Linked DNA regions of Homo sapiens: region 1 is linked to region 2. A link is a contact called in ENCODE Hi-C or POLR2A ChIA-PET data. All regions are on one chromosome and are shown on one strand. The core of a region is the stretch at or near the end of the contact, and the rest is flanking DNA. Distances in the headings are between cores, read along the strand shown.

The links. A loop is a pair of places that touch in the nucleus more often than their neighbours do. ChIA-PET counts read pairs that join two places held with the same protein, here RNA polymerase II (POLR2A).
Region 1: a loop to region 2 is called in a map of endothelial cell of umbilical vein, with 6 times the contacts of the local background. The contact joins two enhancer-like sites. A Hi-C loop is called at or near these places in 1 of 168 maps with a recorded cell type or tissue (endothelial cell of umbilical vein). POLR2A ChIA-PET finds 5 or more read pairs at or near these places in 1 of 52 experiments (OCI-LY7).

The regions. Positions count from the first base shown.
Region 1 is chr5:40,550,185-40,554,678 of GRCh38, forward strand. No RefSeq gene overlaps it. Among named protein-coding and RNA genes, the nearest start is that of PTGER4, 130 kb to the right of the region's middle. Within about 2 kb of position 2,192, at least 4 of the 41 ENCODE cell types and tissues checked have a DNase peak (open chromatin) inside an H3K27ac peak, as active enhancers do; they include endothelial cell of umbilical vein, where a contact is called at or near this core.
Region 2 is chr5:40,331,163-40,335,632 of GRCh38, forward strand. No RefSeq gene overlaps it. Among named protein-coding and RNA genes, the nearest start is that of LINC00604, 93 kb to the left of the region's middle. Within about 2 kb of position 2,454, at least 3 of the 41 ENCODE cell types and tissues checked have a DNase peak (open chromatin) inside an H3K27ac peak, as active enhancers do; they include endothelial cell of umbilical vein, where a contact is called at or near this core.

The sequences.
Region 1 (4,494 bases), core at 942-3,441, 220 kb after region 2:
GAGAACATGACATGTTTGGTTTTCTGCTTCTGCGTTAGTTTGCTGAGGATAACAGCTCCCAGCTCTATCCATTTCCTGGCAAAGGACATAATATCATTCCTTTTTATGGCTGCATTGTATTCCATGGTGTATATGTACCACATTTTCTTTACCCAGTCTGCTATTCATGGGCATTTGGGTTGATTCCATGTCTTTGCTATTGTGAATAGTGCTGCAGTGAACATATATGTGCATGTTTCTTTATAACAGAATGATTTATGTTCCTTTGGGTATATACCAAGTAATGGAATTGCTGGGTCAAATGGTTTTCTGCCTTTAGATCTTTGAGGAATTGCCACACTGTCTTCCACAATGCTTGAACAAATTTACACTCCCACCAGCAGTGTAAAAGAGTTACTCTTTCTCTGCAACCTCACCAGCATCTGCTGTTTCTGGACTTTTTTTTTTTTCTGACTGGCATGAGATGATACCTCATTGTGGTTTTGATTTGCTTTTCTCTAATAATCAGTGATGTTGAGGTTTTTTCATGTGTTTGTTGGCCACATGAATGTCTCCTTTTGAGAACTGTCTGTTCATATCATTTGCCCACTTTTTAATGGGGTTGCTTGTTTTTTTCTTGTAAATTTGTTTAAGTTCCTTATAGACTCTGGATATTAGACCTTTGTCAATGGGATAGATTGCAAAAATTTTTTCCCATTCTGTAAGTTGTCTAGTCATTCTGATGATAGTTTCTTTTGCTCTACAGAACTTTAGTTTAATTAGATCCCATTTATCAATTTTGCTTTTATTGCAATTGCTTTTGGTGTTTTTCATCATGAAATATTTACCCGTGCTTATGTCCTGAATGGTACTTCCTAGATTTTCTTCTAGGGTTTTTATAGTCTTGGGTCTTACATTTAAGTTTTTAATCCATCTTGAGTTAATTTTTGTATAAGGAAGTGATCCAGTTTCAATTTTCTGCATCTGAGCCAACTAACTTTTAAAAGACAGAGTGATGGCTTGAAGATGTGATAAAAATTATTAAAACTCAATAAAAATTTTGAAAGTAAAACAAAGATCCAAATCACATAAGAGAGGCCCAAGAATAAAACTAAGGGAGAGAAAGTATTGACAAACCCAAACACACGCACACTCACCCACCCCCCCACCCACACACACGAAATGATTGTGCACTGTGATGGTTACTGTTGAACATCAATTTGATTGAATTGAAAGGATGCAAAGTATTGTTCCTGGGTGTGCCTGTGAAAGTGTGGCCAAAGGAGATTAACTTTTGTGTCAGTGGACTGGGAGAGGCAGACCCACCCTCAATCTGGGTGGGTACCATCTAATCAGCTGCCAGTTCTGCTAGAATAAAGGAGGCAGAAGAAGTTGGAAAGAGCAGACTTGCTGAGTCTTCCGGCCCTCATCTTTCTCCCATGCTGAATGCTTCCTGTCCTTGGATATCAGCCTCCAGGTTCTTCAGCTTTTGGACTCTTGGACTTACACCAGTGATTTGACAGGGGCTCTCAGACCTTGGGCCACAGACTGAAAGCTGCACTGTCAGCTTCCCTTCTTTTGAGGTTCTGGGACTCGGACTGGTTTCCCCACTCCTCACCTTGCAGACGGCCTATTGTGGGACTTTACCTTAGGTGAGTCAATTCTCCTAATAAACTCCCTTTCATGTATACATATATCCTATTGTTCTGTCCCTTTAGAGAACCCTGACTAATACGGGCACAAAGAAACACAGACAAGAAACTTCTAGTAATGAATGGGGAACTTCTGAGAAGTAAATCTGATGACACTGAGTGTGTCAGTCTTATCTGACTATGTTTATAGAAAGGAAAAGAATCACAAACTTGGGATTGTTTCCTCTCATATTCCAATCAATAGTAACTTCCTTTTCACAATGAGACTTTAAACAATTAGGGAAACATTTCAGTTTCCAGCTAATGGATTTAAGAGTGATTGCTATTTCAGGAAAAGCACTTCATCCAATTGTAGGCATGCCAAAGGTGGAAGAAAGGGGAACTGAAGAAGCGTAAACTGTACTAAAGGCCTCCACAGCTGGCTTTGAATCCACTGAGAAACTAATATTCTTTCCCTAATAATCTCTTAAAGACTTTAGGTTGCTTTCATTCAGGATGAAAATGTGCTGGCCTAAGAACAACTGTTGACTCAACACTTGAGCATCAAGGAGCTAGACGTTCTATTTACTGTGCCAATGCCAGGCATTCCTGCGTAATGTGCAAGCAGTGCTTGAGAAAATATACATAGAGTGGGGGTTCAAATACCGAGATACCAGTGTTCTAGTTAATAGCATGTTCAAACCTACCACATTTTTTCCTCCTGGTAATTATTCCAGCGCCTCTGGATATTCTCTTGCTGTTCACCAGAGAGCAAAGTAGGGCAGAGAAAGGACAAACACCCTAGGTCATCAACACTTTGGCCACAGATATCTTGAACACTGTAGGTAATCTGTTATTTTAGAGCCTACTTTTCCAGAATTCACCCTCATATGTGACCTGCACCAGTGCTATGTTGTTTTAAATGTATTGAAATATGTTCTTGCTTTATGGAGGCATCAACAACATCAACTCACTTGCAAATACCAATGTGTCAAAATTTGATACAGATACTGATATTAATATGATATAGAAGGATGATAATTAAGCTTGGATAATTTTATAAAGATAATTGGCATCAAACTAATAAGGCACATTTATGCATTATATATTTGCTAAATTAATGTCTTATTTAGTTATTTATAATATTTAAGTGTCTTCTCTGTTGATTTCGTGTTATTAGCTTATGTCATTTTCTGTGTGACTAAATTGTCCTATTAATTATAGTGTAAGAGCTCTGTAGTGTGAAATTTAAAAAGCAAATTATAATATATAATTCTTGTTATGATATTGTATCAATTAGGAATAGTTTTTTGCAAGTAACAGAAAACTTGACTGATAGGCTTAAGTCACATGGACATTACCTAACAAAGAGACCAGAGAAAAGCCAGCCCCGGATTGAGTCAACGGTTCAATTATGTCATCAAAACACAAGGTCCTTCAAATTTTCTACTCAATCAGCTTTGGTATGTATTCAGTGTTTTCCCTCAAGGTTAAAGATAGCTAACAATGGCCAGGTGTGGTGGCTCACACCTGTAATTCCAGCACTTTGGGAGGCCAAGGTGGGCCGATCACCTGAGGTCAGGAGTTCGAGACCAGCCTGGCCAACATGGTGAAACCCTGTCTCTACAAAAAAATACAAAAAAAATTAGCCAGGCATGGTGGCACATGCCTGTAATTTCAGCTACTTGGGAGGCTGAGACAGGAGAATCACTCGAATCCAGGAGGCGGAGGTTGCAGTGAGCCAAGATCACGCCGCTGCACTCCAGCCTGGGCCACAAGAGTGAGACTCTATCTCAAAAAACAAAAAAGATGGCTAACAACAATGCTCCAAAGAACCTGTCTTCACACAACAGTAGGACTTCCCCAGCATATTCCTCACATTTTCTTTTCCAGAACAGGATCACATAGCCATCCCAGGTAAGTCACTGTCAAGGAGCAACAAGATTGTCGTAATTGCTTTACACCAAAAGTGACTTATATCCAGGGGCTGAGTGCATTGGAATGGAACATAAGCAACCAACAGAGTCTACCACAGGTACGTGTGGCCCCTTCCAAATCCAAGCATGTAATAGCGATCCTAGTATACAACTAAATGGTGGTAACTAAATACCTCTCCCCATTTTGTATTCCTCTCTTAGTCTCTTCCTGTCTTTCTCTGTTTCTGTAACACACACATACACACAAACACACACACACACACCCCAGGACTAATGAGCCATGAGGCCAGAAAGCCAGATAATGCCAAAAGACGTGAGTTCCAAAGCAATCCTAAGACTATTGCCTCCCTGCAGTTAAAGTGCCTTGTCCACAAATGTATGTGCGGCTATAAGCTTTCATTTTCATACTTTCAGTCTTGCAAACTACAATTGAAGCTGATGAAAAAATATGATTACAGGCTTTGGCACTTGAGTGCCCCCATGGATTTATCTGCATACTAACAGGTCCTTTCCTGCATAGAGAGGCACCACCTTTAATGTCAATAGAAAGAAACAAATGCCACTATTCATTGTCCTCAGCTAGGATTTGACAAAGATGAGTGGGAAAGCAAGAGGACAAAGACAGGAAAACAACTTTATTCTCTGTTGAGAAATGCAAAACTGTGAAGGAGCAGGTCTAAAGGTTCCACAGAGAACCCCAAATATCATTTTCTTCTATTAATTGCCTATCAGCCCTATCCAGCTCTCACTTTTACCAAACGCTGGCTAAACAGTTTCTGCAATCTACTTCACATCCCACAAAGATTGTGTTGGGAAAAGTATAAGACCTCTGGAATAAAAAGGTCAGAACGCTGCTCCAATCCCAAGATCAAAGAGCTCAGGGACAATACATACACCCCCTCACCTCTGTCAAATCATCTTTTGGACACAGTGTCTCTTTCAAAATA
Region 2 (4,470 bases), core at 1,204-3,703:
TTTTAGGGAGGAAAAAGCTCCCTATGTCCCACAATCCTGTACATTCCTAATCCTGTCACCTGCAGCCGTCAGGAAAGAGCGCAAGGCAGATTATTCCAAGGAGAATAGCAGTTGACATGCTGTAGTGCCAAACCCATTCTTAGCCAAAAGGAACTTTACTGAGAGCCCTCATTTTCAAATGTACTTCAATGCATTGTTGTTCATTCTGATGTTCCACTGTGAGTTATCTTTAGTAATATTTTGGTGTTTCTGTAAGACTTCGCTGCCTCCCAGACCTAATGTATAAGCCAGAAGGAACTCAGTTTTCCAGAAATTAAGGATCCCATTTTTACCTAAAATATTGACTTTACTCTCAGGTTCTCTTGATTAACTTAGCCAATGATTGTTTTTTTCCTACCTAAGCGCACAAGAAAAATGAAAAAAAGGGGTAGAACAGAAAAATTCCTGTGAATTTTCAAAAGACAAATTTTATAAACCCTGCAAAATACTGCTTACTACCAGTTCCTTTCTGACCTAGTCAGATATAAGAGGCCTCTAACTGGATTCAAACCAGTTAATTCCCAGATCAAATCCATTCTTGGACCCAGTCCAGTTTCTGTCACAACTCTAAACCCAGTTTGGATCAGAAATCTGCTCAAAGAAACTCGGAGAGCTCAAAACGCAAATCCGTGGAGCTCCAAAATCTGAGAGGGAGCTTAACCGTGATCCCCAGCTGCTCTGAGAGATCAATGGACACAAGTGAGTCCTGCAGGTATCTTGAGTGTTCACTCAGCACTTCTGGGGGTCACTGGAAGCTCCACTTCGGATCCTACTCCTGACACCATCTGAGAAAAGAAAAACTTCAGCCAAATTAATTTAAAGGAGTTTAATTAAGCAATGAAAGATTTGCAAATCGGGCAGCCCCCAGAATCACAGCAGATTCACAGAGACTCCAGGGGTGCCTCGTGGTCCTTGTGGTCAGAACAAATTTATAGACAAAAAAGTTAAAGTGACAAACAGGAATCGGAAATTAGGTACAGAAACAGTGAGATTGGTTACAGCTTGGTGTTTGCCTTATTTGAATGCAGTTTGAACATTCAGCAGTCTATGAGTGGTATAGCCACTGGGATTGGCCAACACTCAGCCATTGTTACAGGTGCCTACTATTAAGTTAGGTTTTCAATTGTGTCTGACTATTAAGATAGGTTACAGTTCATCCACAAGGACTCAAATATAGAAGTATGGAGTCTTTCTCAGGCCATATTTATCTTGCTTTAACTCTATCTTCTATTTTATAACCATTGGTTCCTCAATAACATCTAGAATGCCACAAATCACCACAAAAGTAAAAACTGGGTGATGGATTAAATGAGAGGGAGGGAGGGAGGGAGGGATGGATGGATGGATGGATGGATGGGAAGAGAGAGAGAAACATATGTCCTTGACTCTTTATTTTGGTGATTTACACCAAGAAAAGAAAGCTAACAAACTGTTTAATCAGAACTATATCAACTTTTAGGTTTAAAAAATTATTTTGTGAAAAATCCATTAGAATGTTTCAGAGATATGATGATTGGTATGCAGATAAATTTCATTTTTAAATATTTGGTTAGAAAAAGTTAGAATTTTTCAAAATATAAAATTATGAATTACATAAACACTCAATCATATTTTGTCCCTTTTGATAGATTATGTGAGTAAAAGAAACGCAAAAAGACAAAAGAATATAGATGGATTCAATGACATATAAAATCTTTATAATCTAAGCCAAATAAAATTATATAGCACTGGCAACTTTGTCATGACTAAATTTATGAGTGTAACACTAAATAATGAACTGTTTTGTGTGTGACTTATAAAGTAGACTCATTGTTGAATGGGAGAAATATATTATCCAATGCATTTTGAGCAAGATGAAATGTAAGGTACCATTTTTATAGAAATATTTTAGAGGAAGCTGTTCAACATTGGAGGATAATAGCCGTTACTTATAAAATACAGCATTTCCCCTCTGATTCATAGGAAAGTAACAAGATCTTTATCAGAATGTTCTCATTTCCACATAATTCAAATACCATGTATATCAAAAAATAACAAGTAAAGACAAAATTTATTAAATTTTAGAATATGAATGGCATTGATCATAGTGAATACATTTGACAAAATCAAATAACCAATGGAGCATATTCATTTTGGTGAGTATTCTTAGTAAAGTCTTTAGGTCTCAGTTTCTTTTGAAAAATAAACTGGTTGTGAATATTACATGAGATAAAATAAACGGAAAGGCACATTGTAAAAGAGTGATAAAGCAATACATAAATATAAATTCTAAATGTTATAACATTGTGCATAGTCATTGTGCATGTTAAATGTTCAAAAAATAACTGAGTTAATGATTGAGGCATTGCAGGAAGTCTGGGGTGAGGCACTTGGCAGGAACTGCCACACAGGACTATTTTCTTCACTATGACAATGCTCTAGCTGAGAGTGAATGTTTTTAATATAAATGGTTTTACTCAGCTTAACAACCTACTGGATTCACTATTACAGTCATGAGTCATTTAAGCACAGGGACATATTCTGAGAAATGTGTTGTTAGGCTATTTTGTCATGTGAACATCGCAGAGTGTACCTACATAAACCTAGATTGTGTAGCCTACTATGCTCCTAGGGTATTGCTCATAGGCTGCAAATCTGTACAGCATGCGATTGAACTGAATTTTGTAGGTAGTTGTAACAAAATGGTATTTGTGTGTATCTACACATAGCTCAATACAGAAAAAGTACAGTAAATATAGGTTATAAAATATTAAAAATGATATACCTGAATAGAGCACTTACCATGAATGGAGGTTACAGAACTAGTATTGGCTTGGGTGAATTTGTGAGTGAGTAATGAATGAAGGCTTAGGACAATACTGTACACTACAGTAGTGTCAGTAATGTTTAAACTGTGCACACTTAGGCTATGCTAAATTTATTCTTTTTAGTTTTCTTCAGTAGTAAATTAACCTTAGCTTACTGTAATTTTTTCTTCATAGACTTCGTAATTTTTTAACTTTTTAACTCTCTCATAACTACACTTAGCTTAAAACACGAACACTTTTTTCCTTTATATACTTATTCTATAAGGTTTTTCTATTATTAGGCATTTTTTTTTACTTTTTAAACTTTTTTGCTAAAAACTAAGACACAAACACACACATTAGTCTGGGCTTACAGGGGATCAGGATCATTAATATCACTGTCTTCCACTTCCAAATCTTGTCCAACTGGAAGGTCTTCACAGGTAGTAACATGCATGGAGCTGTCATCTCCTATGATAACAATGCCTTCTTCTGGAATACCTCCCGAAGGAGCTGCCTGAGGCTGTTTTACAGTTAGCTTTTTTGATTTTAATAAGTAGAAGAAATGCACTCTAAAATTACAATAAAAAGTATAATATAATAAAACATAAACCAGTAACATAGTTGTTTATTATCATTACCAAGTATTATGTACTATGCATAACTGTATGTGCTACACTTATATATTCCTGGCAGCACAGTAGGTTTGTTTACACCAGCATCACTATAAACATGTGAGTAGTGCCTTGCCCTACTACATTTGGATGGCTACAGTGTCACTAGGTGATAGCAATTATTCAGCTCTGTTATAATCTTATTCAACCACTTTAGTGTAAGCAGTTCATTGTTGACCAAAATGCTGTAATGCAATACATGACTGTATTTAATACTGTTTCCACTATTCAAGCACAACAGATCATTCATCATCACAATATTATTATAATCAATACTATTCAAAGGAGAAAACACAAGCTCTGGAAACAATTTCAAGATAGGAGTTTAACTCACTAATGCAAAAAAGACACATCATCAAAAAAGCAGTATTCAAAATGTGAGGTTGATGACACTTATGATATCATTATTCATAGGATGAAGAATTCTGGCATTTCCATTCATCTTTCTACCACCTATATGTCTAAGGCAGACATTGCAGAGCAACTACCTCAACAACCTTACAGCCCTTTTCCTTATGCCTTTCTATAATGCAGAAACAGGAAACTAAAACAAAATGACATTTCTCAGACTGCTTGCAGCTGAATTTTAAAATATGATTTAGATCCAGATGGGATTAAGACTTGGGCAACAGAATGAGAAAGAGGGCACCTTTCTGCTGCTTCAGATAATTCTGCTGGCAAACCCAATGGTGGTGGTAGTTGGATTTCCAAAGCAGCAGTACTAGAACTTGTAGACACAAACAGGGCAGGATTTGAATAGGTTTGGACATGTAATTTATTACACCTTATGTTTGCAAAAATCTTAAATATTAAAAAAGAATGAAATGAAAATTTTAGAACTAAAAAAAATACAACAATCAAAATAGCAACTCACTGGATGGACTCAATAGAGGATGGTCATCACAGAGGAAAGAATCAGTAAACTTGAAATTATCTGAACAACAAAATTTTATTCTAGAAAAATACAATAA